Linked DNA regions of Homo sapiens: region 1 is linked to region 2. Evidence: chromatin contacts called from ENCODE Hi-C data. All regions are on one chromosome and are shown on one strand. Each heading gives the region's core, a stretch centred on a gene start or an enhancer-like site at or near the end of the contact. The rest is flanking DNA. Distances are from core to core; before and after follow the strand shown.

What was found. Hi-C counts contacts between places; a loop is a spot of excess contacts on that map. Pooled maps may share reads with other maps.
Region 1: a pooled map shows a loop between it and region 2 (4-fold over the local background). The contact joins the promoter of CSGALNACT2-DT here to the enhancer-like site in region 2. A Hi-C loop is called at or near these places in 3 of 50 pooled maps.

What each region holds. Positions count from the first base shown.
Region 1 is chr10:43,136,473-43,140,625 of GRCh38, reverse strand. It overlaps CSGALNACT2-DT (CSGALNACT2 divergent transcript), which reads left to right and starts at 2,233. Exons shown (of 1, transcript NR_186456.1): 1 at 2,233-3,802. It overlaps CSGALNACT2 (chondroitin sulfate N-acetylgalactosaminyltransferase 2), which reads right to left and starts at 2,181. Exons shown (of 8, transcript NM_018590.5): 1 at 2,059-2,181. RefSeq lists silencers at 1,645-1,714, 1,825-2,324, 2,495-2,554, 2,685-2,884.
Region 2 is chr10:38,036,105-38,040,058 of GRCh38, reverse strand. The region is part of intron 4 of ZNF33A (zinc finger protein 33A); the gene reads right to left. Among named protein-coding and RNA genes, the nearest start is that of ZNF33A, 27 kb to the right of the region's middle. Within about 2 kb of position 1,483, at least 6 of the 41 ENCODE cell types and tissues checked have a DNase peak (open chromatin) inside an H3K27ac peak, as active enhancers do.

The sequences.
Region 1 (4,153 bases), core at 984-3,483, 5.1 Mb before region 2:
AGTAATACAGTTCTTAAGTAAATGTTATGCTAAACTTCAGAGTCAGATCCTCACCAGCTCTAACAGACTTGTCTAACAGTTAAACAAACAATGACAGTCCGACAGAAGACAGTCATAAATGTGCAATTCAAAGGGTAAATAATAACATGGTAATGAATGAATCACTTACGTCTTGAACTCATAATAGTTATGCTTTTTTAAAACCAACCTTGAATGTTATATTAGTTAAAATAACAAATTCTATTACATTAAAAAAAAGATGACTCCATGTTGGTTAAATTTTCTGCCTTTGGTTGGTAATGGTATGGTTGGTAATGACTCCATGTTGGTAATTTTCTGCTTATGCCATGACTCAGTCATTCTATAGCTGACAGAAATGCATACAGATGCTCACCAAGACATTTAATTTACAAGAATGTCCACAGTACTCTTTTTTTTTTCTTTTCTTTTTGAGACCGAGTCAGGCTCTGTCGTCCAGGCTGGAGTGCAGTGGCACGATCTCGGCTCACTGCAACCTCCACCTCCCGCCTCAGCCTCCCAAGTAGCTGGGCTTACAGGCGCCCGCCACCACGCCTGGCTAATTTTTGTATTTTTAGTAGAGATGCGGTTTCACCATGTTTGCCAGGCTGGTCTCGAACTCCTGACCAAGTGATCCACCTGCCTCGGCCTCCCCAAGCGCTGGGATAAAAGGCCTGAGCCACCACGCCAGGCCCACAGTATTCTTAATATCCAAAACACATCATATACAAAAATTGGGAACATAAATGTCCATCAACTGAAGAGTAGTCACATATTATTCAATAGACTATTACACAGTAATAATACAATACCATGAAATAGCATGGGTGTGTCCCACAAACAATATGCTGAGAATACTACGTGATTCCATTAACATGAAGCTCAAAACAGAGAAAACTAAAAGCAGATAAGAGAAGTTAGAATACAGATGGGAAAACAAGGATATAACTGACTTGGAAGAAGCACAGGAAAATAGGATGATGGAAATGTTCTATGGTTATAATTTGATATATCTGGTGGTTCCACAGGGTAATAAGTATGTAAAAATTCATTGAGCTGTACAATTAAGATTCGTGCTCTTATTGATTTCATATGTATTTTATGCCTCGACAAAAACAAAGAGAAAAATGCAGCTTCTAAACTGGTTGGAACTGTGTTTATTTAGGCCAAAATCCTCTGAGCCACAAATACTGGAAATCCATCTTTTTTCATTCTTTTAGTTACATGACAACTTTAAACAAATGGTACAAGAACAATAATACAAAATGAACGCTAACACTCAGTCCTAAAATACTTGGCTTCTTACTTCCAAGATCGAAGCTACTATTTTAATACAACATTCAAAAAACAACATTAATTACCAGACATGAAGGCCCTGCTCCCGCGAGCCTTGAATGACGGTGAAACGTCACGACATCCCATATCTATCTCAAAAGCACGCTAGAAAATACCTCCAAGTTTAACAAGCCAAGGACTCAGGAAGAGAAGCTTCAGATGTATAATCAAACTATCATACCGCCAATACCATCATCACAAACAGAAGTATCACTGTCGTGCTTCCTGCGTTGCTCAAGGGTAGAGTCATTTTTAAGGTGCATTCTCCGACAACGCCAGAGGCTCCCCATCTCCTCCGCCCCACTGAGCCCTCCACGACAGAGCATCTTTACCGGCGCTCGCTCTGCCATCTACAGATAAAGAGGGGCTGAGGGCAGAACTATTTTAACGCGATGACGAGGTCACCACTGATTAAAAAGTTTATCCACTGAGAGGAGCAGAGATGGTGATGAATAGGTAAAAACAAAACGAAACAAAACAAAACCCAACACTGACAAGCGAACCAATCGTCTCTGGCCGCGCTTTCCCTAAAACCGGTGCCGACTCCGGCAGGCTCATCCCTGAGAGACAGGGCCCCCCGCAGGACCGGTCCGCTAGGCGACCCCACCCGACCACACAGGAGCCCGCAGCCCCGGCGCCCGCACCGCCCGGGCCGGAGCCGGCGGGAGTCGCGGACCGGCGGGCGAGGCCGGGCCAGGTACTCACCGCGCTCGCCCGCTCTGCGCTCCACCGCCTCCTGCGCCGCGGGGACACCCGGGCGGCGCCTCACGCCTTGGGCCCGCCGCCGCCTCAGCCACCCACCCCCGGGCGCGCCGCCGCGCCTGAGAGGCCACTTCCGGCGCGCGCGAGGAAATGAAGCCGCCGCGCGCCCGCGGCCCCGCCCAGGAAGCTCCGCCACTGGCAGCTGGGTACCGATTCATCACCGACGTGTTTAAAGTATCCGTGTGTGTGCCTCCAAAAACCGTTTGTGGAGACAGCAGAGTGCCCGAGGCAGGAAACCGCTCCGGCCTGGAGGCGCCCCTGCCCGGACTCGTGGACTGCAGCGCTGTCCCGCTCGGAAGCCGATCCTGGGAGTCCGAGCGGGGCCGCGGGGCCTGCGTGGCAGCCGAGTCGAGGGCTTCGGGCCGCGGGGCTGTGGAGCGCCCCTTGGCGCTGGGCCGCCGGCAGCCGTGAGCGCATCACTGCATTTCCCTGGAGGAATTCCTCATCTGTTGAATGAGGGAGTTGAGGCGGACACGCTGGGAAATGGCTTCGAGCTCACACACTGATTTTCGTGAGTGGAAAGAGAAGCCCTTTCTTAGGCGTCTTCCATACCACTGCATGTTCCAGGGTCCTCCCTGGGCTCTCTGTCTCCCACGCCACCGCGAGCACGGCCTAAGCGGGCGAGCGAAGGCGCGACGGCGCCGAGAGCCGGCTGTGGTGGGTGCCGGGCGCGTCACCGCGGGCTGGCGGGGGAGGGGACGCTGGGAAGCTCTCCAGAAAGAGGAGCCGCCACCGAGCAAATTCCCATCTGCCACGCACCGCAGAGCCTCGCCCTCCGCCGCCAGCATTTTCTTTCTTTGTTCTCCTAGCCCTACAAACGCTGGGTTTCCTTTCTCATTCGTGGACTTTTTTCCCTGGATCCTTCTTACTGCTCCTACCCTGTGGCCGCACGTCTGGCAGATGCGCGGCGGGCGCTGCCTGAACCCCCGAATCCTCACAAGCCTCTGTGCAGCGGCCACGGCCCTCAGCTAGCGGCGGGGAGACTGAAGCCGCAGGGTCAGGGTTAGTTGCCACATGTTTTAAATTCCTATCCAAACTTCCATTATAATTGTTTTTATTTATTTATTCATCTATTTTTTGAGACAGGGTCCCGCTCTGTCGCCCAGGCTGGAGTGCAGTGGAGCGATCACGGTTCACTGCAGCCTCCCCACCTCCGACTCCAGCGATCCTCTCGCCTCAGCCTCCCGAGTAGCTGGGACCACAGGTGCATGCCACCATGCCCGGCTAATTGTTAATATTTTTTTTGGTAGAGATGGGGCCTCCCTCTGTTGCCTAGGCTGGCCTTGAACTCCTGGGCTCAAGCGATCTTCCAGCTTCGGCCTCCCAAAGTGCTGGCATTACAGGCGTGAGTCACCCCGCCTGGCAAGAATTGTTGTTTTGAAACTAACTGAGGTTCTCCCATCAATGGATTTAAATTGTTACTTTTTAATGATTTTTTTTTAAGTAGCCAAATACTAAATGTATGTAATTTGAATGTGGAGAGAAGATAATGCATGATTCAAATTATGTGGCTGATCATGGGTGATACACTGGGATATAGTTGTAAAATAAGTAGTTCTCCTAGGGAAAATATTAAAGTACAACTGTGTTGGGTTTAATATCAGAAAAATGTAATTAAAAACATTTCCTGCCAATAATTTCCAATCTGATACTTAAACAAAACAAAACAATAAAAGTTTCCCATCTCTTTCGGGCCTTTTAAATTTCTACCAAAAGTAAGTGATGCTGGCTGATTCCCCTGCTATAGCAAGTTGTGAATAAATAGCCTTTGCTGGTTTCCACAGTTTTCCTGGTGATCCCATGGTAAGTCTGTACTGCTTGTCCCTGAGGTCCCCAGGCTTCCACCCATTGTGCCACCCAGAGGCCCCTCATGCCTCCATGTTCTCGGCCTATCAGGTGCGCCGATGTGGTCAGCACTAGGGCTCACCTCACTCTGCGTGGAGGTCTCTGGCTATTTATTCTCAGTTTGGTACTCTGGTTTTGTTATTGATTCTCATTTGTCTGGCATCTCTAGTGGAATCAGGCCATTCTTTTTATC
Region 2 (3,954 bases), core at 234-2,733:
TGAAGACATACTCAAACTTATGGAACACAGATAAAGCAATCCTTAGAGATTTGTAGCTGTAATAACCATATTTAAAAAGATCTCAAATCAGTAAACTAATTTTCCACCTTAAAACACTTGGACAGGAGCAGCAATACAAAACCAAATCAAGCAGAAGGCAGGAAAGCAGAAAGATTATAGAGTAAAAATTAATGAACTAGAGAACAGAAAAACAATAGCTGATTCCTGGAAAAGATCAACAAAATATACAAACCTCTAGCTAGACTGACATTGAAAAAGAAAAAAAAGAGAGAGAAGGTTCAAATTACTAAAAGTAGGGATTAAAGATGTATTACTAGTACTCTTACAGAAATAAAAATAATTACAAAGAATGGTATGAACAATGTATGCCAACAAATTATTTAACTTCAACAAAATGGGAAAATCCATAAAACAAAAACAACTAAAACCAACTCAAGTAGAAAAAGAAAAATCTGAAAAGACCTACACAAGTAAAAAGATTGAAGTTGTAAATTTAAAACTCCCCATTACAGGTGGGATGCTGTGGCTCATGCCTGTAATCCTACCACTTTGGGAGGCCAAGGCAGGTGGATCACTTGAACTCAGGAGTTTAAGACCAGCCCAGGAACATGGTGAAACCCCATCTCTACAAAAAAAAAACACAAAAAATTAGCTGGGTGTGCTGGCATATGCCTGTAGTCCCAGCTACTTGGGAGGCTGAGGTGGGAAAATTGCCTGAGCCTGGGAAGTCAGGCTGCAGTGAGCCATGACTGCACCACTGCACTCCAGCCTGGGCAATATAGTGAGGCCCTGTCTCAAAAAAGACAAAAAACAGACAAGAAAACTTCCCATTACAAAAACAAAAAAAAAACCCAGGTCCATAAGGGTTCACTGGAGAATTTTATCAAACATTTAAAAAGAATTATCAATTACTCAAAAACTCCAAGAAAATAAGAAGAAACACTTGCCAGCTCATTCTATGATCCCAATACTACTACTCTGGTACCAAAATCAGACATGAAAAAAAATACAGATCCATGTGTCATGATTACAGACATATAAATCCTCAACAAAATACTAGCAAATTTCATCCAGTAGTATATAAAAAGGGTTACATACAATTATCAAGTGTGATTTATCCTAGTAATTCAAATTTGGTTTATCATTTGAAAATCAATTAATACACCACGTAAGGAGAAAAGAAACAATAACCACATGATCATCTCAGTATACAGAGAAAAAGCATTTAACACAATCCAATGACCATCTTCTCTATAAAAACAATCAGCAAACCAGGAATAGAGTTAAACTTCCTCAGCCTGATTAAAGGCATCTACAAAAAGTCCACCACTAACATCATACTAAATAATGAAAGGTACAGTGATTTTACTCTAAGAACAAAAAGAAGACAAGAATGTCCTCTTGCTGGTTACACATCACACAGGAGATTCTAGTCAAGAAAAGCAAGGGGAAGGGGAATTTAGATTGAAAACAAAAGTGAAACTATCTGTATTTGCAGTTGACTACTCATGCATATAGAAAATCTTAAAGAATCTGCTGAAACACTATTAAAACTAATAAAAGAGTTCAACAATGTTGCAGGGTGCAAGTTCACTAACAACAAACAAATCATAAATGAAAATTTAAAAATAATTCTGGCCGGGCATAATGTCTCAAGCCTGTAATCCCAGCACTTTGGGATGCCGAGGTGGCTGGATCACCTGACGTCAGGAGGTTGAGACCAGCCCAGCCAACATGGTGAAACCTCATCTATACTAAAAATACAAAAAAGTTATCCAGGCTTGGTGGCATGTGCCTGTAGTCCCAGCTACTTGGGAGGCTGAGACGCAGTGAGCCGAGATCGCACCATTGCACTCCACCCTGGGCAGTAAGAACAAAACTCTGTCTCAAATAAGTAAATAAATAAAATAAATTCCATATACAATAGCATCAAAAAGAATAAAATACTTATAACTTTAATCAAGGAAATACAGAGCTTATAGTCTGAAAACCACAAAACAATGATAGAAGAAATTAAAGACAGCCTAAATAAATGGAAAGGCACTGAACAGTGTTCATATGGTTAAGATGGCAATAACTGCCAAATTAATACCTAAACTCAACACAATCCCTACCAAAATCCCATCTGCCTTTTTGGAGAAACTAACAAGCTGGTCTAAAATTTCATGTGGAAATTTAGGGAACTGAATATAATCAAAACAATCTTAAAAAAGAAGTAGAAAGTTAGAAGACATACACTTCTCAATTTGAAAATTTGCTACAAAATTACAATAATCAAGATGGTATGATACTGGCATAGAGGAAAACATATGAAATAAAATTGAGAGTTCACAAATAAACACTACTATATATTATGTTCAGTTAATTTTCAACAATGATGCCAACACAATTTAATGTTGAAAAATCACCTTTTCGGCTGGGCACAGTAGTTCACACCTGTAATCCTAGCACTTTGGGAGGCTGAGGCAGGCAGATCACAAGGTCAGGAGTTCAAGACCAGCCTGGCCAATATGACGAAACTCCATCTCTACTAAAAATACAAAGACATTAGCCAAGCATGGTGGCGCATGCCTGTAATCCCAGCTACTCAGGAGGCTGAGGCAGGAGACTTGCGTGAACCCAGGGGGCAGAGGTTGCAGTGAGCCAAGATCGTGCCACTGCCCACCAGGCTGGGCGTCAGAGACTTCCTCTCAAAAAAAAAAAGAAAAAAGAAAAATTACCTTTTCAAGAAATGATGCTGAGACAACTGAATATTTGTATGCAAAACAATCAAAATTATTCCTTTCCTCACACCATATACAAAAACTAATTGAAAATGGATCACAGGTCTACATTTAAAAGCCATTACTTAAAGAAAATACAGGAGTGGATCTTCATGCCCTGGGGATAGATAAAGCCCTCTTAGATAAAGTACCAAAAATACAAGCAACAAAAGAAAAAACAAATTAGACTTCATGGAATGAAAAACTCTTTTGCTACCAAGAACAAAGACAATAAAATGACAACCCACAAATGGGAGAAAAATATTGGCTAATAATGTATGTAATTAGGGACTGCTAAACAGAATATGGAAAAAACTCTTACATCTCAACAATAAAAGGACAAATAACACAACTACATAATGAAAAAAGGAACTGATTTTTCTATATTAAGCTTCTATCCTCCAACTTTGCTACAAAGACTTAATAGTTTTGGGAGTTCTCTAGAATTTTCTCCTTAGGCAATCATGCCTGTACGAAGAAAGTTTTATTTCTTCCTTTCCCATCTGTATGCCTCTTATTTTGTTGTCTTATGGCATTACCTACCATTTCCAATGAGATGTTGAGTAAGAGTGAAGAGACAGGACATCTTGTTTCCTTATCTTAGGGAGAAAGTATCCAGTGTTTCACCACTAAGTATGCTCTTAGCAGTAGGTTTCTTGTAGATTTTTTTTTTACCAAGTTGAGGAAGTTCCTCTCTATTCCTAGTTTGCTCGGTTTTATCATGAATGGGTGTTGGATTTTATCAAATGCTTCTTGTCCATCAATTGACATGATATGGTTTTCTTCTGCAGGCTGTTGATGTGGCGGGTTACAGATTTTTTATTTTTATTTTTTTTTTGAGACAGAATCTTGCTCTATCACCCAGGCTGAAGTGCAATGGTGCAATCTCAGCTCACTGCAACCTCTGCGTTCCAGGTTCTAAGCGATTCTCCTGCCTCAGCCTTCAGAGGAGCTGGGATTACAGGCGCATTCCACCACGCCCAGCTTATTTAGTATTTTTAGTAGACAGGGTTTTACCACGTTGGCCAGGCTGGTCTCAAACTCCTGACATCAGGTAATCCATCTGCGTCAGCATCCCAAAGTGCTAGGATTACAAGCATAAGCCAACGTACCCGGCCACATTAATTGATTTCCAAACTCTGACCAGCCTTGAGTGGTCACAGCATCCAAT